2 separate regions of the Homo sapiens genome follow, and region 2 is linked to region 1. The links are chromatin loops, found by intact Hi-C in ENCODE. Cell type or tissue: mammary epithelial cell. All regions are shown on one strand. Links, peaks and the distances in the headings refer to the core of each region. The heading gives the core; the rest is flanking DNA. Region 1 overlaps NPLOC4 (NPL4 homolog, ubiquitin recognition factor). Region 2 overlaps AATK (apoptosis associated tyrosine kinase).

The links. Peaks named below come from ENCODE experiments on the same cell type or tissue, not always from the same donor. Only the 100,000 strongest peaks of a DNase experiment are listed, where the experiment ranks them.
Region 2: it touches region 1 in a loop (10-fold over the local background); 6 of 110 quality-filtered maps call a loop at or near these places.

What each region holds. Positions count from the first base shown.
Region 1 is chr17:81,594,727-81,609,864 of GRCh38, reverse strand. NPLOC4 (NPL4 homolog, ubiquitin recognition factor) reads left to right here. Exons shown (of 17, transcript NM_017921.4): 6 at 1,043-1,137; 7 at 3,051-3,174; 8 at 5,138-5,317; 9 at 9,438-9,524; 10 at 12,549-12,620; 11 at 13,623-13,749. Among named protein-coding and RNA genes, the nearest start is that of NPLOC4, 35 kb to the left of the region's middle. RefSeq lists enhancers at 8,280-8,439, 11,327-11,446. In mammary epithelial cell, for the core only: a CTCF peak has its summit at 8,149 (motif pointing right); no DNase peak of the experiment used is centred there.
Region 2 is chr17:81,135,971-81,151,108 of GRCh38, reverse strand. The region is part of intron 1 of AATK (apoptosis associated tyrosine kinase); the gene reads left to right. LOC124904079 (a long non-coding RNA gene) reads right to left here. Exons shown (of 4, transcript XR_007065937.1): 4 at 13,992-15,063. It overlaps LOC124904080 (a long non-coding RNA gene), which reads right to left and starts at 4,179. Exons shown (of 2, transcript XR_007065939.1): 1 at 2,541-4,179; 2 at 817-1,621. RefSeq lists an enhancer at 7,502-8,002 and a silencer at 8,269-8,318. In mammary epithelial cell, for the core only: a CTCF peak has its summit at 8,219 (motif pointing left); a DNase peak (open chromatin) is centred at 8,448.

The DNA.
Region 1 (15,138 bases), core at 3,572-11,571:
TGAATCTCACATCTCTTCTACTGGTTTGTCCTGGTGAGACTGAGAGTTACCGTAATAATGCCGACTGGAACTGTTAATGCTGGGTTTACAGCAGGAAGGCCAGCCCGATTTTCTTCATGAGGCATCTCTTGCCTCATCTTGTGGCATTTCTTTTTGCACAATTTTCCTGAAACTCATTTGACTTAGAGCGTTTTGTGTTTAATAGAGATTCATTTTAATCTTGAAAAGATAACTGGCACACAAAGAAAAACTTGCTTCTGGCTATGTGCAGTGACGCCTGTAGTCCCGACACTTTGGGAGGCCAGGGCCAGAGGATCATTTGAGCCTAGGAATTGTTCAGCCTGGGCAACTCTTTTTTTGTATACCCTGTCTCTACAAAAAATTTAAAAAATTAGCTGGGTGTGGTGGTTCACGCCTGTAGTCCCAGCTACTCAGGAAGCTGAGGCAAGAGAATCACTTGAGGTCGAGGCTGCAGTGAGCCATGATTGCACCACCATACTCCAACCTGGGCAACAGCATGAGACCCCATCTCTAAAACAGTTAAATTGGCCAGACTCAGTGGCTCACGCCTGTAAAGCTAACACTTTGGGAGGCCAAGGCGGGTGGATCATGAGGTCAGGAGTTTGAGACCAGCCTGGCCAATATGCTGAAACCCCGTCTCCACTAAAAATACAAAAATAAGCTGGGCGTGGTGGCGTGCACCTGTAGTCCTAGCTACTTGGGAGGCAGAGGCAGAAGAGTTGCTTGAACCCAGAGGTGGAGGTTGTAGTGAGCAGAGACTGTGCCACTGTGCCACTGCACTCCAGCCTGGGCGACAGAGTGAGACTCCGTCTCAAAACAAACAAACAAAAAACAATTAATTAAAAAAAGAAAAACTTGGTTCTGACTCAGAGTGGTAAGGGAGACCCTAGTACCTGCTTTCACTGTGGGCCTTGACTTGCCAAGGCCATGCTGCTGGCCTCCCCCTGTGCGTAGCAGAGGCTCAGCGCCTGGAGTGACCGGCACGTGTGAGACTGCACTCGCTTACTCTGTGTCTTGGCAGCCATTCGATGAGGACTATCTAAACCATCTCGAGCCTCCCGTGAAGCACATGTCCTTCCACGCCTACATCCGGAAGCTGACTGGAGGGGCTGACAAGTAAGCAACTTGCTGTAACCTGGTTGTGCGTAAATTCCTTTTTGTGTAGCTGGCAGTTGTTGCTTATAGCCAGTGAACGTGTGAATGAGAGAAGTAAAGATGAGAAGGGGTCACACGCCTTTGAAAGTTACCGTGGTTCTATATTTATTTATTTATTTTTTATGTACTCATATATGTTTTTAAGAGATGGGGTCTCACTATGTTGCCCAGGCTGGTCTAGAACTCCTTGGCTCAAGTGATCCTCCTGCCTTGGTTTCCCCAAAGTGCTGGATTACAGGTGTGAGCCACCTCGCCTGGCCAACCTGGTTCTAGAAGGGAGCTAGCAAGGCAGAGCGACTGTGCAGGCGCCTGGCTGCGTGGCCACAGTGCAGTATCAGACAGAGGCTGTCCCCACACACACCACCCCAGCAAGTTAGCATCTGTGATGGTGGCCTGTTGATTCTGTGGTCTGAGTTCATTCTCTGCTTTTCAGAAAAACAACTACCCTGTGAGAATCTCAGCTTCCCCACCTCAGTGCCTGGTAACCCTTTCCCCAGAGCCTGGCCTCTGAGTCAGCTTGGTTTTCAGCCACAGCAGGGGCTGCAGCCACTAATCCTCATGGTACCACAGTAGTTGCCCACAGGCTCAGCCAGGTGGGCAGAGGTGGTAACAGTGGCCAGAAAGGGGTGAACTGAGCATTTTGATTTCTTTTAAGCCATGGCAAGCCCTTGCCTGTATGACCTTCTCCTGTTGGCTCTCTGTACACCCTACCAGAAAGTAGCAGGCTTCAGCTATTATTTTATAATTCCTGTCAGTGCAACGAGGAGATGGTGGCTGAACTGAAGTCAGCAACATTTTGTGAAGGATGTCATATTCGCCTGATTGTAGCTTTTCTCTGACAACCTGCTGACATCCTAAAATGACTTTTTAAAAATGTTAGACCAGAAGAAAAAACCTGCTAGAAACCCACTGTTGCTTGTCAGTGGGGAAAGCTGTGGAACTCTCTGGACTAAGGAGTGGGTGCAGATTGATTGTAGTGAAAGAGACTTGGTCAGCCTTTCTCAGTCTAGGTCAAGGAACACAGTCTCTAGTGGGGGCGTGTTTGTGGCTGCTGTTAGCATGCAGATTCAGTGACGAGTCTTTGCTTCCTAGATGCTATGATACCAAAAATGGCTCACCACCAAAAATGATCAGTATGTGAGGTAATGCATATGTTAATTAGCTCAATTTAGCCGTTCCACAGTGTGGACATGTTTCAGAATATCATTTCGTACACTGTAAATATATCGTTTTTATTTGAAAAACAAAACCTCACGTCTACCTTAAAGATACAGATTTCTTTTTTTTTTTTTTTTGTCAGTTATATTTCAATAAAGCTGGAGAAAAAGAAAAAGTTCAGAGTAGGGTCCAGGATTTTCTCATTGACAGTCTTCAACAGTAGTTTTTATTTTAGCCTAAAGCAGAGTAAAGATGCCTTAATTATATATCCTAATCAGATTTTTCCCATGAATAAGAATTTTTTACAAATATCTAAGTACTGGGCTAATGTCAAAGTTTCTGACAATTTAATGAAACCTGTAGGAGCCTCATGCCCGCTCAGTGGCACAGGTGAGATCAGTAGATATTCTACAGTATTCTTGAAAGCTTTCTCGGATGTTAGTGATAGATGGTAAAAAACACCACAGTTTGGTAGGAAAGTAGTTGTGTGTTCCTGTATGGTTGAAGTATGTGGGACAGAAGCTGGGATTCGGAATGTGCTGGAACTGTAGGTAGAGCTTCCATTAGAATCATCCTTAGCCCATCTTCCCTGCTGCTGCCACGTGCTTAGCTCCTGAGACACTGTTCAGGAGGTATAAGATACTTAGCATGTCATTTCCAGCCTCTTGCTCAACTTTTCACCAATGTGATGTTTAAGTTGCTTCTCTTCTATGTAGGGGGAAGTTTGTTGCCCTGGAGAACATCAGCTGCAAGATTAAGTCAGGGTGCGAGGGGCACCTCCCGTGGCCGAATGGCATCTGTACTAAGTGCCAGCCGAGCGCCATCACGCTGAACAGACAGGTGAGATGTTCCCTGTCTGTCTAGATTTGTTTTCATGGCTGAGAAACGGATATTTCCAGAAGAGCCCCTTGGAGTGGAATGCTATTAGCACTATGCGTGGTGGATTTTCAGTACTTTTTGATGGACTGAATGATCCTTTTGTGGAAGTGGTACACTGAATATATCATTTTTAAGGCTTCTTGCTCTTGGAGATATGGAGTGCGCGCCCTCAGTTCTCTGTTTTGCTGGCTCATATGGAGGCAGAATGTTCCTGATGATTATTTAAAATCCTCAGTGGTTGTGAGGAAACTGGCTCTGAAGGTTGGTAAAGGGGCACCCCTTGGACCAGCTCTGAGCACCTGTCCAGGCTGGCTTAAGGAGAGAATGTGGCTCAGGAAGGAGGGAGCGTTCCGGCCTTTCTGGATGTTCTGCTGTCCTTGTCCCGCCTCTGAGTAGCCTGCCTCGCCTTCCTCCTGCCGCTGTGCCCTTAGAGAAAACGGCTCCTTAGAGAGAATTCCGTGGCCTCCTCGACTTTTTTGGAAACCTCCTATTCTCTATTCCTTTTTTCTTCTTGAAAACTACTTTATTTTGGCCGGGCAAGGTGGCTCACACCTGTAATCCCAGCACTTTGGGAGGTTGAGGTGGGCGGATCACCTGAGGTCAGGAGTTCAAGACCAGCCTGGCCAATATGGTGAAACCCCATCTCTACTAAAAATACAAAAAATTAGCTGGGCGTAGTGATGGGCGCCTGTCGTCCCAGTTGCTCAGGAGGCTGAGGCAGGAGAATCACTTGAACCTGAAGGCAGAGGTTGCAGTGAGCCAAAATCACGCCACTGCACTCCAGCCTGGGTGACAGAGCGAGACTCCGTCTCAAAAAAAAAAAAAAAGAAAATGTGTTTGTTTTTTGCCCTAGAGATTGTGAAAACCTGTATTTTAGGTTAAATCACAATGGAATTATTTTGAATTTATTGATAGATGAAACCCATCTCCATCCTCCTATAACCCCGTGTCCCGCCACTGGACTCTGAAGTGGTCTAAAGGGCAGAGCATTTTTTTTTTTTTTTGAGACAGAGTCTCACTCCGTAGCCCAGGCTGAATTGCAGTGGTGCAGTCTTGGCTCACTGCAACCTCAGCCTCCCAGGTGCAAGTGATTCTATTGCCTCAGCCTCCGGAGTAGCTGGGATTACAGGCATGAGCCACCATGCCTGGCTAATTTTTGTATTTTTAGTAGAGACAGGGTTTCACTGTATTGAATAATTTTTGAGGTTTAACTCCTGGACTCAAGAGATCCGCCTGCCTCACCTCCCATAGTGCTGGGATTACAGGCATGAGCCACCGTGCCTGACTGGTTTTTTTCTTAAGTAATGTTTATTGTTTTTATTTTTAAATAGAATAGCAGATTATTATTATTATTATTTATTTTTTTTTTTTGAGATGGAGTTTTGCTCTGTCGCCCAGGCTGGAGTGCAGTGGCGCCATCTCAGCTCACTGCGAGCTCCACCTCCCGGGTTCACGCCATTCTCCTGCCTCAGCCTCCCGAGTAACTGAGACTACAGGCGCCCGCCACCACGCCTGGCTCTGGCTAATTTTTTGTATTTTTATAAAATACAAAAAAAATAGAGACGGGATTTCATCATGTTGGTCAGGATGGTCTTGATCTCCTGACCTCATGATCCGCCCGCCTTGGCCTCCCAAAGTGCTGGGATTACAGGCGTGAGCCACTGCGCCCAGCCCAGATGTTTATTTTTTAAGATACAAGGGGTCTCACTCTGTCACCCAGGCTGGACTTGAACTCCTGGGCTTAAGCGATCCTCTAGCCTCGGCCTCCTGAGTATCTGGGACCACAGGCATGCACCATCACACCCTATTGGTTTGTTTTTTAAAGAACTAGGTAAAAGATATTTATGAATGGTTTGTGTTAGAAAAACAAGTGATTTCTTTTTGATGGCATGTTTTCATCAGCCCACTCTTGTTAACTCTACAGAAGTACAGGCATGTGGACAATATCATGTTTGAGAATCACACCGTCGCTGACCGCTTTCTTGACTTCTGGAGAAAGACAGGGAACCAGCATTTTGGGTACTTATACGGACGGTACACGGAGCACAAAGACATTCCCCTTGGCATCAGGGCTGAAGTGGCTGCGATTTATGAGCCACCTCAGGTAAACATGACGGGATTCAAGTTCCTGAGTTTCTGTGTTTGGAGGCTGTGGGGGACGCCCTTTCGGAGAGGCCTTGCCCTGTTCGCTTTGTTGTTTGTTCCCCCTTTGTCACACACCGGTGCACGTGCACAACATTTTCTGAGTTATTGGAGAGTGAGATCATGGCTCCTAAAACCTTCAGTGTATGTTACTAAGGATAAGGATATTTTCTTACACAACCGGTACATTTGCCACTATTGATCCAGTGTTTTTATCTCGTCTGCTGTGTCCAGGTTTGCTCATTGACTCTGTAGTGTCCAGGTGCTCAGTCCTTGTGTCATTCTGTGTCTCTTCCACCATGCAGCAGTCACTGTCTTAGGAACCATGGAGAAGGCCACAGACACACCTCAGCACCAATCACCAGAGTGTCACCAGAGTAACAAAAACTGCCACCAAAATAGGACTGATAACAATTTAAGATTTGTTTGGAGGGGAAAGAAGTGTCCTGAGGGTATATCCCGCAGGGTGTGTGCACATCTAGTCACTGTGCTTGGAAGTCATTGGAAGGCCCTCTCGGTATGATTATGCCACCAACTAGTTACACATTGTATTTCTGGTTTTTGGGAATTGGGCTGTGTGTGTATATTTATATAAATTTCAATTTGTTTTGTAATTATGTATAATGATGTAGTGTATTTTACATACATTTTATTGCAAAAGTAAAAAAGTAAGCAAATATTGAATGCTAGTTAATGATATGCATGCTGTACTATTTAGGGAGAAGTACATTTATGTCTGTAATACACTTGAAATCCAATAGAAAAATAAAATGAATTGATGGGTGACTAGAGGGACAGATAGTGCATAGGAAATGTTCATGGTGAATCTAGTGGTGGGTATATGAGTATTCACTGTAAAATTCTTTAAATTAGCTGTATGTTAGAAATTTTTAATTTTTATTTATTTATTTTTTAGAGATGAGTCTTGCTCTGTTGCCCAGACTGGAGTGCAGTTGTGCAGTCATAGCTTACTGCATCCTTGACCTCCTGGGCTCAAGCGATCCTCCTGCCTCAGCCTTCTGAGTAGCTGGGACTACAGGTGCATGCCACCATGCCAAGCTAGTTTTTAAATTTTTGGTAGAGTCAGGGTCTCGCTATATTGCCCAGGTTGGTCTTGAACTACTGGCCTCAAGTGACCCTCACATCTTGGCCTCCTGAAGTGTTGAGATTACAGGTAGGAGCCACTGTGCCCAGCCAGAAATATTTTTAAAAGTTAGAAAAGAAAAAAAAAGTGCACATTTCCAAAGTCATGTTTACAAACAAGGTATATTCATTTCCTTTTACCCTGCTTTCCTTTATAGGTAGCCCCTAGAATTTAAAACCTTTTTCTTTTTGAGACAGCGTCTCACTCTGTTGCTCAGGCTGGAGTGCAGTACTGCCATCATGGCTCAATGCAGCCTCAATTGCAGCCCTCTTGGGCTCAAGCAATCCTCCTGCCTCAGCCTCCCAAGTGTCTGGGACTACAGGCGTGCACCACCATGTCTGACTTTTATATGTGTGTGTGTGTGTGTGTGTGTGTGTGTGTGTGTATTTGTGTATATATATGTGTGTATATATATGTGTGTGTATATATATATGTGTGTGTGTATATATACATATATATGTATGTATGTGTATATACATATATAGTGTGTGTGGAGACAGATCTCGCCATGTTACCCAGGCTTGTCTGGAACTCCTGGGCTCACACAGTTCACTCGCCTCAGCCTACCAAAATTCTGGGATTACAAGCATAAGCCACCATGCTCAGCCTAAATCTTTTTAGTTGGACTTCCTGAAGTTTGATTTTTTTTTTTTTTTTTAATTTTGAGACGGAGTTTTACTCTGTCACCCAGGCTGGAGTGCAGTGGCATGATCTCCACTCACTTCAACCTCCGCCTTCCGGGTTCAAGTGATTCTCCTGCCTCAGCCTCCTGAATAGCGGGGATTACAGGTGCCGCCACCACGCCTGGCTAATTTTTGTAATTTTAGTAGAGACAGGGTTTCACCATGTTGGTCAGGCTGGTCTCAAACTCCTGACCTCGTGATCCACCCGCCTCAGCCTCACAAAGTGTTGGGATTATAGGCGTGAGCCACTGCGCCCGGCCTGATTTTTTTTTAATTGTTTAATTGTTTAATTTTTTTTTTTATACAGGGAGGGTCTCTGTGTGGCCCACGCTGGTCTCAAACTCCTGGCCTCAAGTGATCCTACTGCCTTGGCCTCCTAAAGTACTAGAATTACCAGCATAAGCCATTGTGCTTGGCAAAAGTTTGTTTTTTGTTTGTTTGTTTGTTTGTTTTGTTTTGTTTTGAAACAAGGTCTCGCTCCTGAGCGAGATCCTCTTACCTCTTTCTCCCAAGTAGCTGGGACTATCGGTGTATGCCACTGAGCCTGGCTAGTTTTGTTTTTTTTGTATGTGACATTTTTAGTGTAAGCACATACACACACGCATGCATGCACGCACATTCATACTATCCCCCTTCTTTGTTTCTTTGTACGTATAATATGTGCACTTTTTCCACCTAACACTGTCTTGTGGAGATCACCGGATGGCTAGCCTCCTATTTAGATAACCTGCCTGGGAGGCAGGCTGGGGTGCCCTGCAGCTGCTTTCAGAGTTTGCTGATCAGAGTCTGAAACTGCAGGCTATGCATGGGTAACAGCTGGTGTACAGGCTTGCTAGTGGCCCCTGCACAAATGTGTGTCTTTCTTGGCTGTATTTATACGGATTTTCAGTGACATTTTTGGTATCTTTGTATAGCAATAGATGTAGTGTTTCATGAGGCCTTTGCCATGGTTCTTTTAAAAAGAGACACTAGATGGCAGTAGAGACCCCGCCAGTGAAGTCTCAACCCTTAGGTCACTGTGCTGTACTCAGGATGCTGCTTTTCGAAGCACACAGTATTCAGATTCAGTTTTTTTAAAGGGTCTCTTTCATGGAGAGCTCAACGGTTCTATTAAAAGTATAATTGAGGCCAGCCGTGGTGGCTCACATCTATAATCCCAGCACTTTGTAGGGGCAAGGCAGATCACTTGAGGCCAGGAGTTCAAGACTAGCCTGGCTGACATGGCAAAACCCCGTTTCTACTAAAAATACACACACAAAAATTTGCTTATGCAGCTTATGCTGCCACATGTCATTAAACAACTCCTTTTCCTTAGCTTTTTCTCTGAGTTTGTGATTTAACCTACGTTCTGGAGGTATTAATGACCTCCATATGGGTAATACCCAGCAAACGTAAACTTCTTTGTGGTTTGCCAGATTTTCACTAATTTACAAGGATATGCCCAGTTACTGTAACTCAATTTGAGATTACCTTTACCTTTCCTATTCTTATGGCTGGGGTTTCTGCATAGAATGATACCTTTGAATGACCCGCAAGCTACATTTAAGTGAACATTAATGATTTCGGTAAGCTTGGTCCACTCTGGGAAGTGATGTGCTGTGGTTGGTTTCAGTTGCATGGGAGCCAGTCGAAGCTACAACTCATCGACTGCCCTGTGCCAGATGAAAGGAGGTGGTTGATTTTTGAACACCTTTTCCCTTCCTTAGGGTTGGTGAGCTCATCGCTCTCTGTGGAGTTCATAGTGTCCCTGTAACTGAGTATCTTAGCTGTGAAGCCAAGCATTGTCTCTGCAGGAGTGGCACACAGATTTTCCAAGGCTGTTTTGTGGGAATGGATGTTACCTTACAGTTTGAGTCTTGCCTAATTTAGCCAAACCTGTTTGGAGTGAAGCTACTTATCCAAGGAAGTTTGAAAGTAACTTAATTCCCTGATGAAGGAACTTTTAAAACAGGCAGAGTGTGTAGACCTTGCCTTGCCTTAGTCCTGAGTGCTCCTGATGCAGAGCTGTGCAGCACACATCAGCTGGGCCCTGCATGCCACATGTTTTGCAGCCCTGGTAAAAGGTGCAGCACAACCCGAGAAGGAGAGAAGCCGGGAGGCGTGTCGCATGTGTTTTATCTGTGGCTATAGTTCTCCTTTCTGACAAGGAGGCCCCCAGCACTCCTTGTGACCTAGAGCTGGAAGTGGAAGGGCTTGGGGTGCTGCTTCCTGAGCCCTCTGCTCTAAGTCCATCTTCTCCCTTTGATTCCCTGCAGATTGGTACACAGAACAGCTTGGAGCTTCTTGAGGATCCAAAAGCTGAAGTGGTCGATGAAATTGCTGCCAAACTTGGCCTGCGGAAGGTACTGAGGCATCCGGCAGCCAAGCAGGGGGCGTGGCCAGGCTCTGTTGGGCATCCAGGCCAGGGGGAGTTGGGAGAGTGGCCGGGCTGTGTCGGGTACTGGCTCTCTCCGGCTGCACAAGGTCAGGTGCAGGCACTATATGTTTTGAAACTTCACATATGTTTGTTGGGCACCAATAACCTTTATGTTCCTCTGACTTAAACTAAAATGAGAACATTTTCTTGAGCATAAAAAAAAAAAAATCCCAGTGCAGATCTGGCTGTTATATTTCAGCCTTCCAGCCACACTTCATGAGGACTGCTTCAAGTGGGAAACAGACCCCAGCCGCACCCCTGCTGGCTCCTCTGTGCATGTGTGTCCCTTCTGCCTGAGCTCTCCCTTCATGTAGCTTGGAAGCCGAGGACAGTCAAGGCTGACATTCCATTGACAGTGTTCATGTTCTGTGCCATGCACTTGGAGCTTCTGCTGCTCCGTCATCAATCATCATTTAATTTCCTGTTTATAATTTAGCTCTCTGAGCCTACAATTCTTCCTAGTTTCATGGAACAGTTAGAAGATGAGAAAAGGATTTCCTTTTTTATTCTATTGATCTGGTTTATCTGACATTGATACAGTTCCCAGGAACAATTTTAATAAATTAATGTAGAGCCATGAATTTGAACATATCTTACGAGTTTAATGTTAATAAGTATGTTTTATCCTTTATTTCCTAATCAACTCAGACCATGAAAAATAATCTCTAGATTATTTAATCTTCTCTACAGATGAAGCGGGTGAGACTGCAAATGTGACTTAAAACCTAGTAGTGTCAGTGAGCAGTCCACACAGTTTTACTGTCTTTAGGAAAGAAACATCCTGTTTCTAACAAGGAGTCAGCATCTTGATTTAGGGGCATATTTGGGTTCAAATTCTGGAAGTTCTCTTGTTTAAAAGAGATTGGTCCAATTTTTTGACCTAATTTGTTATAATCTTACAGTTCATAATCTTGAAATTACTTAAATAATTTTCTGCAAGACACAAGTTTCTCTTTTTATTTTATTTTATTTTTTTTTTTTGAGGAGTCTTGCTCTTTCACCCAGGCTGGAGTGCAGTGGCACGATCTTGGCTCACTGCAACCTCTGCCTCCCGGGTTCAAGTGATTCTCCTGCCTCAGCCTCCCAAGTAGCTGGGATTACAGGCACCCGCCACAACGCCCAGTTAATTTTTGTATTTTTAATAGAGACGATGTTTCACCATGTTGGCCAGGCTGGTCTTGAACTCTCGACCTCAGGTGATCCACCCGCCTTGGTCTCCCAAAGTTCTGGGATTATGGGCGTGAGCCACCGTGCCTGGCCTAAAATATGAGTTTCTAAGCCCTAATTTTTCTCAGTTTGATTTTGATTTTGCTTTATTTACTGCATAATTAACCCTTTAAGTTTCATTTTCTCTGTTGCCACCACCTTGGGTTTTTCATTCATTGGGGCATCTTTAAAGACAGTGAAAGTCTCCCAGTGGGCTAGTCATGTCTGCTGGGGGTGGATGGGAAGAGTTGTGTGTCAGGTAGTGCTGGAGAGGGTCATGGGCCGCAGATCCTTCCCGAGGACAGAAGTGACAATTGCCGGGACTCAACTGCTGCTCCTGTGGCCTCGTGACGGGCTTCTGGTGCAGGAATTCACAGGCAGAGGCGGGCCTAAGGATCACACAGCACACAGGCACTGCTACACTGAACGTGCAGGGGTTGCTGGGTCACAGGTTTCAGATCCTCATACCCTCAGATGCTTCCTTCCGGCCTTGAGGTGGAGCTCCCAGGAGCAGCTGTGTGAAGTCTGCATTATATTACCCCTTTTGTATTATGTGCCTTTCTCTAGGAATCCTTTTTCTTAGCTTGTCAGGAAAGACCTACTCTCTGAAATGTTTATTTGCTTGCTTGTTGTCTGTCTTCCTCTTGGGAGTTTAAGTGCCTTTTTCACTCACCTTCTGTTGGTCTCACTCACTGCTGTGTCTCTTGCACCCAGCATGGTGCTGGGCAGAGCTGGTGCTGAGGAAACTCATCTCTAACCCAGCAGCACCAGAGGGAGGGTGGCCAGTTTCTACTGAACAGAGATGGAGATCCCTGGGTGTGGCCTGGCATCTTACTTGAGGAACCTGTTGATGTAGATTCACCTGGCTCACAAAAAGGAGTTTCTGACTGAGAACATTCTTTTTAAGCTCTCTGGGCAGAAGCCAGAAAACATTCATCATCTATCTTTTTTTTTTTTTTTTTTTTTGAGACAGAGTCTTGCTCTGTGGGCCAGGCTGGAGTGCAGTGACGCAATCTCGGCTCACTGCAAGCTTCACCTCCCGGGTTCACACCATTCTCCTGCCTCAGCCTCCTGAGTAGCTGGGACTACAGGCACCCGCCACCACGCCCGGCTAATTTTTTTCTATTTTTAGTAGAGACGGGATTTCACCATGTTAGCCAGGATGGTCTTGATCTCCTGACCTCGTGATCCACCGTCTTGGCCTCCCGAAGTGTTGGAATTACAGGCGTGAGCCACCACACCCGGCCACGCCCAGCTAATTTTTTTTTTTTTTTTTTGAGATGGAGTTTCATTCTTGTTGCCCAGGCTGGAGTGCAATGGCGCGATCCTGGCACACTGCAACCTCTGCCTCCCGGGTTCAAGTGATTCTCCTGCCTCAGCCTCCTGAGTAGCTGGGATTACAGGCATGCGCCACCACCCCAACTAATTTTGTATTTTTAGTAGAGACAGGGTTTCTCCATGTTGGTCAGGCTGGTCTCGAACTCCCGACCTCGGGTGATCCACCCGCCTCGGCCTCCCAAAGTGCTGGGATTACAGGCGTGAGCCACCGCACCCGGCCTAATTTCTGTATTTTTAGTAGAGATGGGGTTTCACTGTATTGGCCAGGATGGTCTCGATCTCTTAACCTCGTGATTCTCCTGCCTCGGCCTCTCAAAGTGCTGTGATTATAGGCGTGAGTCACTGCGCCCAGCCATTCATCGTCTATCTTGAGGAGATGTTTAAAAGCTACTTTCCTTTTTTTAAGGTTGGCTGGATATTTACAGACCTCGTCTCAGAAGATACCCGAAAGGGTACCGTCCGCTACAGTCGAAATAAGGTGAGGTGGAGACAGGACTGTGCGTGTGGCCCTATGGCTTGGTTACAGATGGTGTTGGCCTGCATTATCAGGGTCTCTTTGCACCGCTGGTTCTAGCTTTCAGGCCCCATTATTTATTTATTTGTATTTTTTGAGACGGAGTCTTGCTCTTTTGCCCAGGCTGGAGTGCAGTGGCGCAATCTCTGCTCACCGCTAGCAATGCCTCCCGGGTTCACGCCATTCTCCTGCCTCAGCCTCAGGAGAAGCTGGGACTACAGGCGCCTGCCACCATGCCCAGCTAATTTTTTTGTATTTTTAATAGAGATGGGGTTTCACTGTGTTAGCCAGGATGGTCTTGATCTCGACCTTGTGATCTGCCTGCCTTGGCCTCCCAGAGTGCTGGGATTACAGGTGTGAGCCACCATGCCCAGCCCTCAGGCCCCATTATTTTTCAAGAAGTTCTTCTTGATCAATGAAGGCCGGATCTCTTGGTCTCATAGAGCTAAACCCATCTTACCTTTATAAAGCAGTGATTTTCAGGGCTCAGCCCATGGCGGGGTGGTTTGCATAGTGCTTCTGGCCTTTCTAGTCGTGAGTGGTTTTAGATGAGGAATTGGTAATGGTTAGGAATTGTAGATACTTGTTTCAAAGTGGTTTTGAGTTTTATAGTTTGGTTCTTATTTTTTATTTTTATTTTTTTGAGACAGAGTCTTGCTGTGTTGCACAGGTTGGAGTGCAATGGCACAATCTCGGCTCACTACAGCTTCCTCCTCCTGGGTTCAGGTGTGCACCACCATACCCAGATAATTTTTTTATTTTTAGTAGAGACCAGGTTTTGGTGTGTTGGCCAGGCTGGTCTCGAACTCTTGTCCTCAAGTGGACCTCCCGCCTCCACCTCTCAAAGTGCTGGAATTAGAGGTGTGAGTCACTGCTCCTGGCTTAGTTCTTATTTTTTAAAGAAGAAATAGAAGTATATTTTGGCATGATGCTGTAAAATTTGATAGGCTGCTTCTCTTGTCTTAGGACACCTATTTCCTAAGTTCAGAAGAGTGCATCACTGCAGGAGACTTCCAGAACAAGCATCCCAACATGTGCCGGCTCTCTCCAGACGGACATTTTGGATCCAAGTTTGTTACTGCAGTGGCTACAGGTATAACAGGGACAGTATGTACTGTAAATATTACCACCTCGTTAATATATTTTGTTCCTCTTTTTGGTAGCTTTTTATCCTTAACTTAGTTATACTGGACTTTCTTACTGGGCTTGTGGGATATAAATTCCTCCTTTCTTTTTATGGTAAAAATTCTGAACAACTTAACAGCATAAAACTATATAAACACAAACCCCAAAACTCATAACAGAATCAGGACCTCCACAGAGCTCTCCTCTAGGCCAGTGCTCTCATTAAAAGTCCACTTTTTTGGCCGGGCGTGGTGGCTCACGCCTGTAATCCCAGCACTTTGGGAGGCCCAGGTGAGTGGATCGCTTGAGGTCAGGAGTTCGAGATCAGCCTGGCCAACATAGCGAAACCCCATCTCTTTATAAATATAAAAATTAGCTGGGCATGGTGGTGGGCGCCTGTAATCCCAGCTACTCAAGGAGCTGAGGCAGGAGAATCACTTGAACCCATCAGGCGGAGGTTGCAGTGAGCTGAGTTTGTGCCAGTGCACTCCAGCCTGGGTGACAGGGTGAGCCTCTGTCTCAAAAAAAGAAAAGAAAAGAAAAAAAAAATATATATATATATGTATATGTATATATGGACAAGGATGTTCCCCTGGGCGACAGAGTGAAACTCCATCTCAAAAAAAAAAAGCAAAACGGGTTTTTTTTTTTTTTTTGACAGTCTTACTGTCATTTAGGCTGGAGTGCAGTGGCGCAATCTCGGCTCACTGCAACGTCCGCCTCCTGGGTTCAAGCGATTTTTGTGCCCCAGCCTTCAGAGTAGCTGGAATTGTAAGTGCACACCACCACGCCTGGCTAATTTTTGTATTTTTAGTAGCGACTGGGTTTTGCCTTGTTGGCCAGGCTAATCTTGAACTGACCTCAGGTGAGTCACCCTCATTGGCCTCTCAAAGTGCTGGGATTACAACATCTGTAATCATAGCATTTTGGGAGGTTGAGCCAGGAGGATCCCTTGAGACTGGGAGTTTGAGACCAGCCTGGGCAACATGGCAAGTCCCCATCTCTACAAAAATAAATAAATAAAACATTTGGAAAAAAAGAAAGAAAAGTGTTCAAGCTGACTGCGAAGTTTTTGCACTTTGCTGCATATTCTTGAGTTTGCCGGGTTTTTGTGTTTTTTTTTTTGTTTGTTCGTTTGTTTTGAGACATGTTCTTGCTCTGTCACCCAGGCTGGAGCACAGTGGTGCAGTCATAGCTCACTGGTGCGACTCCTGGGCTCATGTGATCCGACCCCAACAGCCTCCTATGTAGTTGGGACTACACGCGTGCGCCACCACGCCCAGTTAATTTTTAATTTTTTTTTTTTCCCTAGAGACGGAGTCTCGCTCTCGCCCAGGTTGGAGTGCAGTGGCGCGAT
Region 2 (15,138 bases), core at 4,869-12,868, 460 kb after region 1:
TTCTGTCTGCCTCACAGTGGTTCGTAGGGGGGCACAGAGTACCCCTTCCTCCCTTCTCCTGTCCCAGGAACCCCAAGAATCTTACTACTTCAGCCTGCAACTGAGAGGTAGGGGTATTCGTAACAGACAATGGGGACCACTCTGGGCTTCCCAGGGACACTGGCCTGACCCCTGGACATGCTGACTCCCCCAGTACCGTCTGCCCTTGACTCAGCGGCACGCCTGCCAGGGTTGCGCCAGTTCCTTCCTGCACGGGATCCTGTTTGCATCACCAGACGGGGGAAAGGGGACCCTGGTGCCAGGAGGTCCACAGATGCCCTGCCGAGGCCCACCTGCTGGCCACCCAGGCAGAGAGGCCCCTGTCTGTCTGCCTTAGGGGCCAGAGCCCGCTTCCAGCCTGCTGAGCACCCCTTGTGCCGCACCTTTCCACGTGGCAGTGCCAGGGGGAGCCTCAGGTCCCCAGAGACATTGGATGAGGAATGAGCTCTTCATGGTGTGAGCAGTGGAGGGTTCTGGCTGTGATAGGGGAGTTCCCCAGGACAGCCTGTTGTGGAGACAGTCCCTGTTCTGGGAGGATCTGGGCGGCTTCCCAGAGGGGGCATCCCTGGTGGCAGAGCACGAAGGAGGTCTGGGGGAATGGGCAGTGAGCTGCCGGGGGTACTGAGGAGTAGGATGGGGGAAGCATTGGGATCAGGGGGAGCCCTAGGATGGGGTGGGAGCACTAGGATGGGGGAGTCCTAGGATTGGGGGGGAGCACTAGAATGTGGGAGTGGGGCGCCTGTCCCCACCCAGCGTTGACAGAGGGATGTCAAACTGTTCACTTAAAAAAATGTATTGAGGTATAATTCACATAACACAAAATAACCATCTTACAGCAAACAGCTCAGGGGCTTGTAGAACATTCACCAAGGTGTGGAAACCACCACTGCTTCTAGTTCCAGAACATTCTCATCAGCCCAGAAGGAAGCCCCGCACCCATCAGTGGTCCCTCCCCATCCCCCTCCCCTCAGCCACCCACGCACTTTCTGTGTCTGGATTTGCCTGTCTGGACACCGAGTATCCACAGAGCTGTGTGCTGTCCCCGCCAGAGGCACCAGGCTGGTCCGCAGTGGTCCCACGGCAGCATGAGGACTCACTTGTTATTTCCCATTAAAAAAATCATGGCCCTCCTCATGGGTCAGCTGCTCACCTTCCTCAGGGGCTTGAGCTGTCGGACCAGAGGGACATGCCCCTCCAGGTAGACTGGGGAAACTGAGGCACCGGGCATTTTGAGGCTGGGCTGATGGGGGCTGACTGCCGTTGCAGCGGGGGTTCCTGAGTACCCTGTGCCTTGGGCCCTGCCTCCGAAGAAACCCTGGACAAGCAGAGAGCCCGGACAGGCGTGAGCAGGGGGCAGAGCTCATGGGGGCACAGGCTCCAGGCACCCAGGGCTGTTGTGAGCCCACGGCCATGGGAGCCAAGCCCAGGGTGGGCTGGGGGTGCCGCGGGCAGTGCTTTTAGAAGTGGCTGTGATCTAGGTCAGGAATGGCCATGGTGGGTGACGCTGCAGATCCCCGGGGAGGCGTGAGCAGGGTCCTCCTGGGCTAGTGCCTTGGGGTGGAGGTTGGAGGCCTGTGAGGGGCTGGAGGATGTGGAGAGAAGACAAGGGATTGGAGGTTGGGTTTCCTCAGGGGGCTGGGGTGTGAGGGTGGGGGAAGGGGTTAGGTTTCCCACAGGCCGGGGAGGGCAGGAGGCAGGACCGCATGGGGAACTAGCCTCAGCTGTGTGTGGTTGGGAAACTCCAGGGCAGTCCGATGGAGGTGTTGGGTGTGGGCGGTGGCCACTGGGCCTGGTGACGGGGCTGGAGGCTGTGGTGGTGGGTGATGTGCTGGGGTCAGGGAAGGGAACCTGCACCAGCTCAGGGGAGGAGGGTCCAGCCCGGGATGGGTGGGCTGCGGACAATGGAGGGGGTGCCCAGAAGCTGGAGGAGGCTGGCGGGGCTGCCCCGGCCCCGGAATGCAGCTCTCGGGATGGCCATCCCTTTTGCTCACCAGTCATGGGACGCATTCAACCCAGAGCTCGGCCAGGGTGCTCCCAGGACAGAGCCTGGGTCGCTGCCCCATCACTGGCCTGGCCAAGGCACCTCCACCCCCGGTCTCCGTGTCTCCCTCACCTGGGGACACCTCGCCAACTGCCCAACTGGGGGCTATTCCCAAGCTCCTCACTAGCAGGGTCATCTGCTCCTTGGACACTCGGGTAGGCCCCGCTGGCTCAGAGCAGGACTGTGGACACAGGCAAGGGTGTGTGCGTGAGTGTGCGCGTGAGTGTGTGCATATGCGAATCTCCATGAGTGAGCGTGAGTGGGAGCGTGTGCATTTGTGTGTGTGCATGTGTCTGAGAGCACGTGTGTGTGTGTGTGCAAGTGTGTGCCCGTGTGTCTGTATGCTCCTTCCCTCCCTTGCCCCAGGTGTGCCGCAGGCACCTCAGGGCGTTGGTGTCCCCTCCCACACTGTATCCAGTGCCTTCCATTGGGGGAACCCCCGGGGCTCATCCCCAGGTACCTCATCCCGGAGCCATGTGTGGCTTCAAGTCCAGCCGGTCGTTCTAGAGGCTGGTACTGGTCCAGCGGACGTTCCCTGTGAGCTGGCCTGGGCTGTGGTCTTGAGCAGGAAGGGTCCCTGTGGACGGGGGTGGGCTCCTCCAAGGACCACATCAGGCGCTTTGCAAGATGCCGGGGGTGTTGGGACAGCATGTCAGGGTGGAGGAGCAAGTGGGAGGCTGAGCGTGGTGGGGGCAGCAGAGAGTGGACGGAGACCCCAGGGCAGGTGGCCATTCTGCGTCCAGCGCGGCTCTGTAAGGGCAGCAGTGATGGGATCAGGTTTGAGTGATAATCAAATACAATCATACATCGTCTGATTCTAAATGCAGTGCATGCTTGTTGTAGAAAACGTGCAAGTACAGGATGCAACCAGCTGGATTTCTACCTCCCAAGACAAACTCTTCACGCTTTGGGGTATTTTTTCCCAGCTTTCTTCTGTTCTTTTTTTTTTTTTTTTTTTTTTTTTGACAAAGTTGTGATCAGGATTTGTAAATAGTTATATGTCCTGCTTGTTTCTACCCTTACTGAGGGTAGAAGGAAGAGAACCAAACGGCGCATGGTGACCGTGTGTAATTTCACTAATTCTAACATCTGTATATGAGACGTCAAAGCTCATCAAATATGTATATGCACATCTGTCTATACACCAGGCCCTACAGTCACGATGACACGTTTCCCTCATGCCCTGGTCCTGGGAGTCCTGCACGTCCTGCTTCTTTTCCTTAGCATAACGTCATTGATATCTTCCCGTTTGTTTAAAACACCTTCTTTTCTTTGAGACAGGGTCTTGCTCCATCACCCAGGCTCGAGTGCAGTGGCATGACCTCAGCTCACTGCAACCTCCACACCTGGGCTTAAGCGATCCTCCGACCTCAGCCTCCGGAGTAGCTGGGACCACAGGTGTGTGCCACTATGCCTGGCTAATTTTATTTATTTATTTTTTAAATGGGGTTTCGCCATGCTGGCCAGGCTAGTCTCAAACTCTTAAGTTCAAGCAATCCGCCAGTCTTGGCATCCTGGGATTACAGATGTTAGCCACCTTACCAGGCCTAAAACATAGTCTTAAATTCACTTTTTATGGCTTATTTTGCAGATATACCATTGTTTTTATTTCATCATTCTTTCACTGTTGAACATTTAGGCTCTTTTTTACTTTTTTTTTTTTTTTTTGAGATGGAGTCTCGCTCTGTCACCCAGGCTGGAGTGCAGTGGTGAGATCTCAGCTCACTGCAACCTCTGCCTTCCGGGTTCAAGCGATTCTCCTGCCTCAGCCTCCCGAGTAGCTGGGACTACAGGTACCTGCCACCACGCCTGGCTAATTTTTGTATTTTTAGTAGAGACAAGGTTTCACCGTGTTAGCCAGGATGGTCTCGATCTCCCGACTTCGTGATCTGTCTGCCTCGGCCTCCCAGAGTGCTGAGATTACAGGCGGGAGCCACCAGGCCTGGCCTCTTTTTTGCTCTTATAAATACCACTGCAATGAACATCTTTGTGCAAATAGCTTTTTCCGTCTGCGGCGTTCACTTTCTCATTCCTTACTTTATTTTTATTCTGGATGCGTGTGCCCTCTAGGTTATTTTCTTAGTGTAAATTTCCAGACATGGAATTACTTGGCTGGAGAGAAGGCAGGTCCACAGGCTGTTCTGATTTAACATCCACCAAACGGCCTGGGCAGCCGGTTCTGATTTACTGGCTTCTACAAACTCCCGCTGTCTGGAAACTGGACATGTTATAATTTTGCATTTCTTTATGATCAAGGCTGAACATTTTCTCACGGATTGGGCAGTTTGGTTTTTTGTTGTTATTTGTTTTGAGACAGCGTCTTGCTCTGTCATCCAGGCTGGAGTGCAGTGGTGCGATCTGGGCGGCTCACTACAACCTCTACCTCTTGGGTTCAAGCCATTCTCCTGCCTCAGCCTCCCGAGTAGCTGGGACTACAGGCACCTGCCACCATGCCCGGCTAATTTTTGTATTTTTAGTAGAGACAAGGTTTCGCCATGTTGGCCAGGCTGGTCTCAAACTCCTGACCTCAAGTGATCCACCCACCTCGGCCTCCCAAAGTGCTGGGATTATAGGTGTGAGCCACCGTGCCCTGCCGGGTTGGGCAATTTGTATTTCCTCATTTGTGAGCTGACTTCACGTAGTTTGCTTGTTTGTGGTTTTTGTTTTTGGGACAGGGTCTCTCTCTGTCACCCAGGCTGCGGTCCAGTGGCTCAATCTTGGCTCACTGCAACCTCCGCCTCCTGGGCTCAAGTGATCCTCCCACCTCGGCCTCCTGAGTAGCTGGGACCACAGGTGTGCATCACCACGCCCAGCTAATTTTTTCTTTTTTTTTTTTTTTTAATATGGAGTCTCGCTCTCTTGCCTAGGCTGGAGTACAATGGTGTGATCTTGGCTCACTGCAACCTCCACCTCCTGAGTTCAAGTCATTCTCCTGCCTCAGCCTCCCAAGTAGCTGGGATTACAGGTGTCCGCCACCACGCCCGGCCAATTTTTGTATTTTTTTGTAGAGAAGAGATTTGGCCATGTTGCCCAGGCTGGTCTCGAACTCCTCACCTCGAGTGATCCGCCTGCCTCGGCCTCCCAAAGTGCTGGGATTGTGGGTGTGAGCCACCGCGCTCAGTCTTGTTTATGTTTGGGGTCTTAACGTATTTGTTATTTTTTACTGATTGTGTGCTCTGTGTAGTCATGACATCAGCTCTTCGACATATTTTCTGTAAATTGCTTTTTTCGGTTCGCTGTGTGCCTTTAATTTGAGGGCTTTTATCGAACACCCTTTTTTTTTTTTTTTTTTTTTGAGATGGAGTTTTGCTCTCGTTGCCAAGGCTGGAGTGCAATGGCACGATTTCCGCTCACTGCAACCTCCGCCTCCCAGGTTCAAGCAATTCTCCTGTCTCAGCCTCCCGAGTAGCTAGGATTACAGAAGCATGCCACCACGCCTGGCTAATTTGTGTATTTTTAGTAGAGACGGGGTTTCATCATATTGGTCAGGCTGGCCTCAAAGTCCTGACCTCAGGTGATCTGCCCACCTCAGCCTCCCAAAGTGCTGGGATTACAGGCGTGAGCCACTGTGCCCAGCCGGAACAGACATTTTTACGGAGCCAAAGCCTTCAATATTTTCTTTTGCGATCCCTTCCATTGCTTTTAGCTTACAAATCCTTCTCCATTCAGAAATCTAATATTTACCTATTTTCTTTTAAGATGCTGTAATCTATCTTAGAATCATTTAATCTGAAGTTATGCAGTCAGGCTATTTTTTTCTTTTTTCTTTTTCTTTTTCTTTTTTTTTTTTTTTTGATGGAGTCTCACTCTATCGATAGCCCAGGCAGGAGTACAGTGGCACAATCTTGACTCACTGCATTTTCCACCTTGGGAGTTCAAGCGATTTTCCCGCCTCAGCCTCCTGAGTAGCTGGGATTACAGGCACCTGCCACCACACCTGGCTAATTTGTGTGTTTTTAGTAGAGGCGGAGTTTCACCATGTTGGCCAGGATGGTCTCGAACTCCTGACCTCAAGTGATCCACTCACCTCGGCCTCCCAAAGTGTTGGGATTACAGGCGTGAGCCACCGCGCCCGGCCTGAAGTCAGGCTTTTCATGGAGTGTGGAATCCTCTGCGTGGCCAGGCCCAGATTTTGGTGGGTTTGTGCCCCAGCACTGTGAGGTTCTAATTATTGTAGCTTTTGACGCTGGAAGGGCAGATTTCCTGTCTGTGCTTTCTTTTTCCACGCTGTTAGCTTCTTTCACCCGGGAGCTTCATCTAAGGCAGTGTCTTTAATGGGCACCAGCACGCTGGACTTCGTAGCTTGTGATTCACAGGAGCGAGCTGGGCTCTCAGACTCTGCCACACTCTCCGGTGTGGATTTGATGAAGACAGAAGCTTTAGTAACAGTGAAGGCGAACTCCTCCCACGCTGGAAATGTGAATGGCCGGGGGTGCGGCACTGAGAGTGGGTGGGCGGCTCTCAAGGGAGCCCTGTGGGCTCCTGCGGGCCCCCTGCCCGGCCCCCTTGCCCCTCCATTGTCCCAGCTGCAGCGGCCCCGCCTGGGGGTGCCTCCAGGGGCCACTGTGTCCTCTCGGCCACCCACAGGCCTGCTCTTCCCTGATGATGTGGCCACCCTCTCCCCAGGGTCCTGGCTACCTTGCCCCAGGTGTGAACACCCGACCAGCACAGAGCGATGGGGAGGGCAGTGTGGGGCTGGGACAAGGGGCCTTGACCTTTACCCCCAGGCTCCTATCTGCAGCTTTGCTGATCCTGATCCATTTGTTTGTGTGATTTGGGGACATTTTGGGGGCATTTTTGGGAGGTGTGGGCCAGGCTGGGTCTGTGCAAGAGACGCTGGCTGTTGGTGCCACAAAAGGTGAAAGAGGCTGCCTCGGGGAGGGGAGTGAGCCCCAAGTTCCTGGAGGGGTGCACTTAGCCACTTAGCAGGAAGCTTCCTGAAGGGCCGAGCGGGGACAGGGGTGGGGGCAGAGAGCCACACCTTATGTGCTGGCCACCCTGGCCACCCGTCCCTGCAGGAAGGCAGCTTGGGTGGAGGAAGCATGCAGGGGCAACCCTGGGCACCGTGCTCACCCTGGGTGCACCTGCTGTTGTGGGGGGAATGGCTGGGAGCCTTGGAACCTCAGACTGAGCTAGCATGTGGGGGTCACGCCCGCACCCACGGGGCATGCATGCCAGGCACACCCGACGGGTGAGCAGAGCCTGGAGCCCCGGGCAGGCAGGGCCCAAGGTTCCAGAAGAGGCAGTGTGGGTGGAGAGAGTGGAGGCCTCGCCTTACCCCGTGGGGATCACACCCCATGGCCACCCACCGTGGGGCCCCTGGACTCCACACAGTCCTGGCCTCATCAGGGGTGGGGATTGCTAACTGTGGGGCGACGTGCTGAGGAGAGAGGCTGTGAAGCCAGAGGGGTCGAGGAGGCTGGAGGACCAGGTGTGGCCACGGGAGGCGGGGCTGCATGGCTGGGGGAATTGGGGCTGCGTGGACACGGGGGGTGGGGGCTGCATGGCTGGGGGAAGTGAGGCTGCGTGGACACGGGAGGCAGGGGCTGCGTGGACACAAGGGGTGGGGGCTGCATGGCCCCAGGCAGAGCTGGATGGGGTTGAGGGGAAGTGCATTTGGACCCAACACAGAAAACTTACTAGCTCTTGGCTTTGACCAGGGCCACCCTGTGCTGCAGTGAGCACCCGGTCCTAGGGACAGCCCTGTAGAAGCTGGGCCAGGTCAGGTGACGTGTCCTGGGACTCCAGGGTCCCGCACAGGCTGCCTGGGACCTGGGGCTGCTGCAGGCGGCTTCCGCCTGGGACGTGTGCACGTTGCGGGGGTGGGGGCTCATCGAGCCAGGTGTGGCCAAGGGCTTGGGCTGTGGGGCCACTCTCAGGCTCAGCCAGGCCACTCTCGGAACTCTCCCGTGGCCTTCGAGGGAAGGCCGTGTGCCGGCAACGCTGCGGACGGCAGCACCCCAAGCTGGGATCCCCCAGCTCTGTGCTGAGTAGGCGCCATCCTGGACCACGCCTGTGTTTTGAGCTCAGGCCACGCTGTGCCTGGAGCTGGCCTCCCTGTTCCTCTGTGTGTGGCCCAGAGTCCCAGGAGCCTCCTGTCCTTTCCACTGCGTGTGTAAAATGGCTGAGAGTGCCACCTGGTGGGCGTGAGGGTCACGCCGATGATGCGTCCACACCTCCGTGGATAGGGTGGTTACAAGTCAAGTGGACTTTGGGGGACGGGGACAGGGAGGCTGGCTGGCTGGGGCGGGGGTGGGGCTGGGTCCTTACTGCTCAGGGAGGCTCACAGGTGAGAAGCCACTCCCAGGAGGGTGGGACTGACTCAAAGCCGGCAGCCTGTTGTGGGGGTGTCTCCACCCCAAGCACCTCCTTCTCTTCCCTGCTCTTGGTCCCCTGCCAGCTCCCTGTGGCTGGCTCTGCCTCTTCCCACCCCAACCTCTCAGCAGAGCCAATGCTCCAGAGCTGGACAATGGCCAAATAGACATTAACTTTGAAACTGGAGGCCAAGGCGGGAGGATTGATTGAACCCAGGAGTTTGAGACCAGCCTGGACAACATAGTGAGACCTGTCTCTACAAAAAAATGTAAAAATTAGCGGGTGTGGTGGTGCAAGGCTGTGGTCTCAGCTACTTGGGAGGCTAAGGTGGGAGGATTATTTGAGCCCAGGAGTTTGAGGCTGCCATGAGCCGTGATTGCACCACTGCGCTCCAGCCTGGGTGACAGAGCAAGATTCTGTCTCAAAAAAAAAAAGAAAAGAAAAAAGAAAAAAAAGAGCGGGCCTGGTAGCTCATGCCTGTAATCCCAGCATTTTGGGAGGCCAAGGTGGGTGGATCACCTGAAGTCAGGAGTTTGAGACCAGCCTGGCTAACATAGTGAAACCCCATTTCTACTAAAAATACAAAAATTAGCCGAGGGTGATGGTGGCAGGTGCCTGTAATCCCAGCTACTTGGGGGGCTGAGGTGGGAGAATCACTTGAACTGGGGAGGTGGAGGTTGCAGTGAGCTGAGATCATGCCACTGCACTCTAGCCTGGGTGACAGAGTGAGACTCTATCAAGGAAGGAAGGAAGGAAGGAAAGGAAGGAAGGAAGGAAGGAAGGAAGGAAGGAAGGAGAGGGAGAAAGAGAGAGAAAAAAGAAAGAAAGAAAAAAAGTAAGTAACTGCTGGCACTAGAGGCCTCTAGGGTTAGCCTGGGCAGAGTCCTTGAAGCTGACCTGGACCTGCCCCCAGCGCGTCCAGCCACGTGTGCACAGCAGATGTACCCTCACCACCCCACCTTGGGACCAGCTGGTGCCAGGCCTGAGCCACTGCATCTGAGCATGTCTTTGAGGACTGATGGCGGCCCTCTGGGGACCTGCCCAGCCACCAAGCTTTCCATGGCACCCCCACCCTTGCTGGGCCTGTCTTGTGTCCCAGGAGGCACAGGGGTTGGGGGCAGACACCACAGAGGCTTTGCTGGGGAGCCCCTTGGAAGGGCTGTTGCATGAGTTTCCTGTGGCCACTGATTACAGATTTCATGGAGTCTATTATCGTAGGTTCTGGAAGTCAGAAATTGAAAGTCACTTACTTTCTTTTCTTTTGGGGGGGACAGAGTCTCTGTCGCCCAGACTGGAGTGCAGTGGCTCAATCTCAGCTCACCGCAACCTCCGTCTCCTGGGTTCCAGCAATTCTCCTGCCTCAGCCTCCCAGGTAGCTGGGATTACAGGCACACGCCACCATGCCCGGCTAGTTTTTTGTATTTTTAGTAGAGACGGGATTTCACCACGTTGGCCAGGCTGGTCTTGAACTCCTAACCTCAGGTGGTCCATCCATCTTGGCCTCCCAAGTGGTGGGATTACAGGTGTGAGCCACCGCGCCCGGCCGAAAGTCACTTTCATGGGCTATAGTCAATGTGGTGGAGGCTGGGCTCTGGGGAGAGTCCACCCCTGGCCTTTCCAGCCCCTTGCATCCACGGCTCCTAGCCCCCACGGCCCCACGGCTCACGGTCCCCATGGTCCCCACGGTCCCCACGGCTCATGGGCCCCACGGCTTACGGCCCCACAGTTCACAGTCCCCACGGCCCCACGGCTCACGGTCCCCACGGCTCACGGCCCCATGGTCCCACGGTCCCACGGCCCCACGGCCCCACGGCTCACAGCTCACGGTCCCCACGGCCCCACGGCTCACGGCCCCACAGCCCCACGGCTCACGGCCCCACGGTCTCCCGGCCCCACGGCTCACAGCCCCACGGTCTCACGGCCCCACGGTCTCACCGCCCCACAGCCCCACGGCTCACGGCCCCACGGTCTCCCGGCCCCACGGCTCACAGCCCCACGGTCTCACCGCCCCACAGCTCAACGGCCCCACGGCCCCATGGTCCCCACGGCCCCACGGTCCCCCGGCCCCACGGTCTCTGATTCTGCAGTCACTTCTCTCATCTCCAGTTCCTGCCTCCCTCATCCAAAGACCCTCGGGATGACCCTGGCTTGCCTGGCAATCCGGGCTAATGGCCCCGCCTCACGTCCTTACCTAAATCCCGCCTGCAAAGCTCCTTTTGCCATGCAAGGCACCCAGAGTCTCAAGTTTCGAGGATCGGGAGGTGGACAGCTCTGGGAGCCGTTGTTCTGCATACACCAGGTGCCCCCTTACCAAATCTGGGGCAATTTGAGAATCAAACTAAACAATTACAGTAACACATTACAGCTCATTGGAATGAAAAGGAGTGCCTAAGTGTGACGTAAATAAATGGGAATGATAGTGTCTTGAGCACTGATACGAAAAAAGCAAGTGGGGGTGAAGGCCCTGCCTTCCCTCACGGCAGAGTGCACACCAGGAGACGCAGCAGGAACAGTAGAAACAGTCACCAGCCAGGCCCGGTGGCACGTGCCTGTCACACCCATCATCCCAGCTACCCGGGAGGCTGGGCGGGGAGGACTGCTTGAGGCCAGGAGTTCCAGGCTGCAGTGAGCTGTGATCACCCCACTGCATTCCCATCTGGACAACACAGACCCCATCTCTAAAACAAAAAGAAATAGAGTCATCCTTTGGGGGTCCTGAGGGTGGCTGATTCAGGGCCAGTGGACAAGGCTGGTGGACAGAGGACTCATGGGCTGTGACAGTCCTGGTGCATTTTACCCACCATGGGTGAGGCCCTGGTTCCTTGTGTGGACAGTGGCCTAAGAAGCCACAGCCTGGACACGTGTGTGCATGCTGGTGTCACGGTGTATCCACTGCAGGCTCACATAGGCACCCTCCAGCCCAGTTGCAGAGGAGGCAGAACTGCCCCCATTCTCACCATGGCCAGGGGCACAGCCTCAGCAGCGCAGTGGAGGGCTGGGGCATCAGCAGGGGTCACCAGGGTTGGAGGGTGTGCTTTGAAGTGACCTTTCAGTGCAGCTACTTGGGCTCTCATAAGGCCTGCGGGAGGACCAGGGACCGCGGTATGGCCAGGCCAGGCTTGGAAGAGCCTGGGGGCCGCGCAGCATGTGTGGCAGCAGAGGGCCGGGCTTGGAAGAGCCTGGGGGACACCATGCAGCTTGTGTGGTAGCAGAGGGTTGAACAGTGGGATGCTGGTTTAAATGGGCTTTCAAGAAGTTTCAGAAACAAAGCCGTGTGCAACTTGTGTCTTCCTGGGCACGGGTTTCTGGGCTGAGGTCCCAGGTACCCCTTCTCGTATTTGGGAAGAGTGCGGCATTAATGAGAGGGACAGGCAAGCAGACCCTACAGAGGCCTCCCCACCTGCTAGTGGGGGCTGGTCCCAAGGAGATAAGTGGGGCCTCCCACGTGGCTTGTGGAGGGGCAGGCATGGCATCTGGAGCAGGGCAGTGGAGCTGGCAGAGCCAGGCCACCCTTTGGGTGTGCTTGTGACATCACTGAGCCTCAGTTTTCGTACTTGTAAAGTGAGGATGATGATACCTACTGAGCAGGCCAGTAGTGGGGACTGAGCCAGGGGATGTGTGTGCACATGTGTGCATTCATGTGTGTGCATGTTTGCATGTGCGGGTGTGTGTGCCTGTGGGTGTGCACACGTGTGGGTGTGTGGGGTGCGTGCATGCGTGTGTACGCACGTGTGGGTGTGGGTGCGCGCGCACGTGTGGGGGGTGTGCATGTGTGTGTGCCTACACGTGTGGTATCTGTCTACGCATGTGTGGTTATATGTGTGTGCGTGTATGGGTATGTGTGCACATGTGTGCGTGTTATCTGCACGCGTGGGGGTGTGTGTGCGCTCACGTGGGTGTGCACGCGCAAGTGGGTATTGTGTGCACATGGGTGTGTGCGTGCATGTGGGTGTGCATGCGCGTGTTGGTATCTGTGTGCGCGCATGTGTGGGTTTGCGCGTGTGGGTATCTGCGTGCTTGGGTGTGTGTGGGTGGGTGTGCATGTATGGATATGTGTGTGGGTATGTGTGGATGTGTGGATATGTGTGTGGGTATGTGTGTGTGTTGTGCGTGTGGGTGTGCACGTGTGTGGGTATGTGCGTGTGGGGGTATGTGTGCACGTGTGTGCACGCGAACGTGTATGTGCACGTGTGTGGGTGCATTGTGTCTGCACGAGGGTGTGTGTGCATGCATGTGTGCATGTGGGTGGGTGTGTGTGCACATGCATCTGTGGGTGTGTTTGCATGTGTATGGGTATGTGCACGCACGTGTGGGGGTGTGTGTGCACGTGTGCCCGTGTGTCCATGGGAGTGTGTGTGCGTGGGTATGTGTGGGTGTGCATGTGTGGGTATGTGTGCACGTGTGTGGATATGTGTGCACATGTGTGGGTGGGTGTGCACGTGCATGTGGGTATGTCTCTGTGCATGTGTGTGGGTATGTGCGTGTGGGTGGATATGTGTGCATGTGGGGGTGTGTGTGTGTGTGCACGCATGTGTGGGTAAGTGTGTGTGTGCATGTGGGCGTGCGCGTATGTGTGCATGTGTGTGTGGGGTATGTCTGTGTGCACACGTATGTGTCCGCGTGTGTGCACACAGGTGTGGGTCCGGGTGCACGGGTGTGGGTCTGTGTGCACGTGGGTGTGGGTTTGCGTGCATGTGGGTGCGTGTACGTGTGTGGGGGTGTGTGCACGCGTGTGGGTGTCTGCGTGTGTGTGGATGTGTGCGTGCGTGTGGATGTGTGCGTGTGGCTGTGTGCACGTGTGCCCGTGTGTATGTGCACGTGGGTATATGCCTGTGCGGGTATGGGTGTGCACACGTGTGATATATACACATGCATATGTGTGTGTGCATGTCTGTGCATGAACGTTCATGTCTTGGCCTGTGTATAGTGTGTGCACATGGTCACACGTATGGTTGTATGCATGCTACGTGTGCATGTATGTTTCGCGTTGTCATGAGGTGTGTGTGCATGTGTGTTTCATGTGTTTTCATGCATGCACATACGTGGGCATTTGTGTGCTGGATTGTTACAACAAGTGTCATGGTTCCCAGGGCACTAGTCCTGGCCCTTGGCATCTGGGGTCAGAGCCTGGTCTGTCTTACAAGCTGACAGCCAGCGGGGCCCAGGTAGCAGGTGCCTCTGATGAGGGCACAGAGAAGGCTCCAGGAATGCAGAGGCGGCGGTGGGTGCACTCGGCTGTGGGTGCCAGGGTGGCCGAGAGCAGGTGGGCCTGAGGGAGGCATCAGCCTGCGGCCGAGAGACTGTGGGAACCCCCCCTCCTCTGCCCAGGGTCCTCTCGTGGCCACGAGGACAGGGCTGGGCGCACTGGTGTCCTGGACAAACCACCTCGCTTCCACGGGACCCAGTGTCCTCATCTGCAAAGTGGGGTGGTAGTAATTCCTTTTTTTTTTTTTTTTAAGGCGGAGTCTTACTCTGTCACCCAGGCTGGAGTGCAATGGTGCAATCTCGGCTCACTGCAGCCTCCGCCTCCTGGGTTCGAGCAATTCTCCTGTGTCAGCCTCCTGTGTGGCTTGGATTACAGGCTTGTGCCACCACACCCAGCTAATTTTTTTATTTTTAGTAGAGATGGGGTTTCGCTGTGTTGGCCAGGCTGGTCTCGAACTCCTGACCTCAAGTGATCCACCTGCCTTGGCCTCCCAAAGTGCTGAGATTACAGGCATGAGCCACCGCGCCCGGCAAGGGTGGTAGTGATTCTGATGAGGGAGGGTCTCTGGAGCTTCGGACAGCCGCTCTGACCCTCAGATGGGAACCGCTGTGGTTTCTGCTGCTCTGGGCACTGGTAGGGGCTCCAGAAACTGACCGCTTCTGTGGATTTGAAAGCCTAGGTGTGCCGTCTCTCCTTGCAACCCTCTGGCTCTGGCTGGCTTGTGTGGACAGTCCCCCACCCCTACACATCCACCTTCAGGGACACAACCTTGTGCTCATGGGCAGGCCTGCCTGGTGCCCCTGCCCACCTCTGCCCTCCACTGAGTCAGCACGTGGTGCTGAATGACCCCCCATGGCCGCCCAGCACTGGGACCTGGGCCTTCTAGAGGGGAGGGGGAACTCACAGCAGGGCTGTGCCCCAGGGCCAGCTGCCTCAGTGCGGGGAAGGACCAGGCATGGGATGGCGTCCTGCTGGGGGGAGCCCAGGGTAGCTGAGGTGGGGTCCTGGAGGTGGGAAGGCTGAGGCCAGCTGCCTCCATTCGGGGGAGGACCAGGGAAGGGATGGGGCCATGGGAGGGGAGCCCAGGGTGGCCGAGGTTGGTTCCGAAGGGGAGGTTGAGGGGGAGGCTGAGGTCGGGCCTCCTGGGGCTGCTCTTTGCCCAGCAGGTGGCCTGTCCAGCCCCAGGGCTCTGCTGGCTCTGAGGACAGGAGGCCAGATCCTGGCCCCAAAAGGCCACAGATAGGTTCCTTCACTCATCCAGTGTGTCCCATGAGGGAAGGGCCCGCCAGGAGAGGGGCCAGGAGGGCATGGGCGAAGGTGTTAGAGGGGTGTGGACTGATGCCAGGCGGGCACCAGATGGAGCCTGGGAGATGGGCACCATGGCAACTTGCAGTTCCGAAGAGCGCTGGCTGCTTTGGAGGGCGGGGCCTGTTGAGTGCCTCGTGAGCCCCTGCCTGTGTTCCTGCCGTTCGGGTATGAGAACACAGCGGGGCTTACCCGGTGTGCAGGGTGTCCTTACACGCATGACACGCACGCC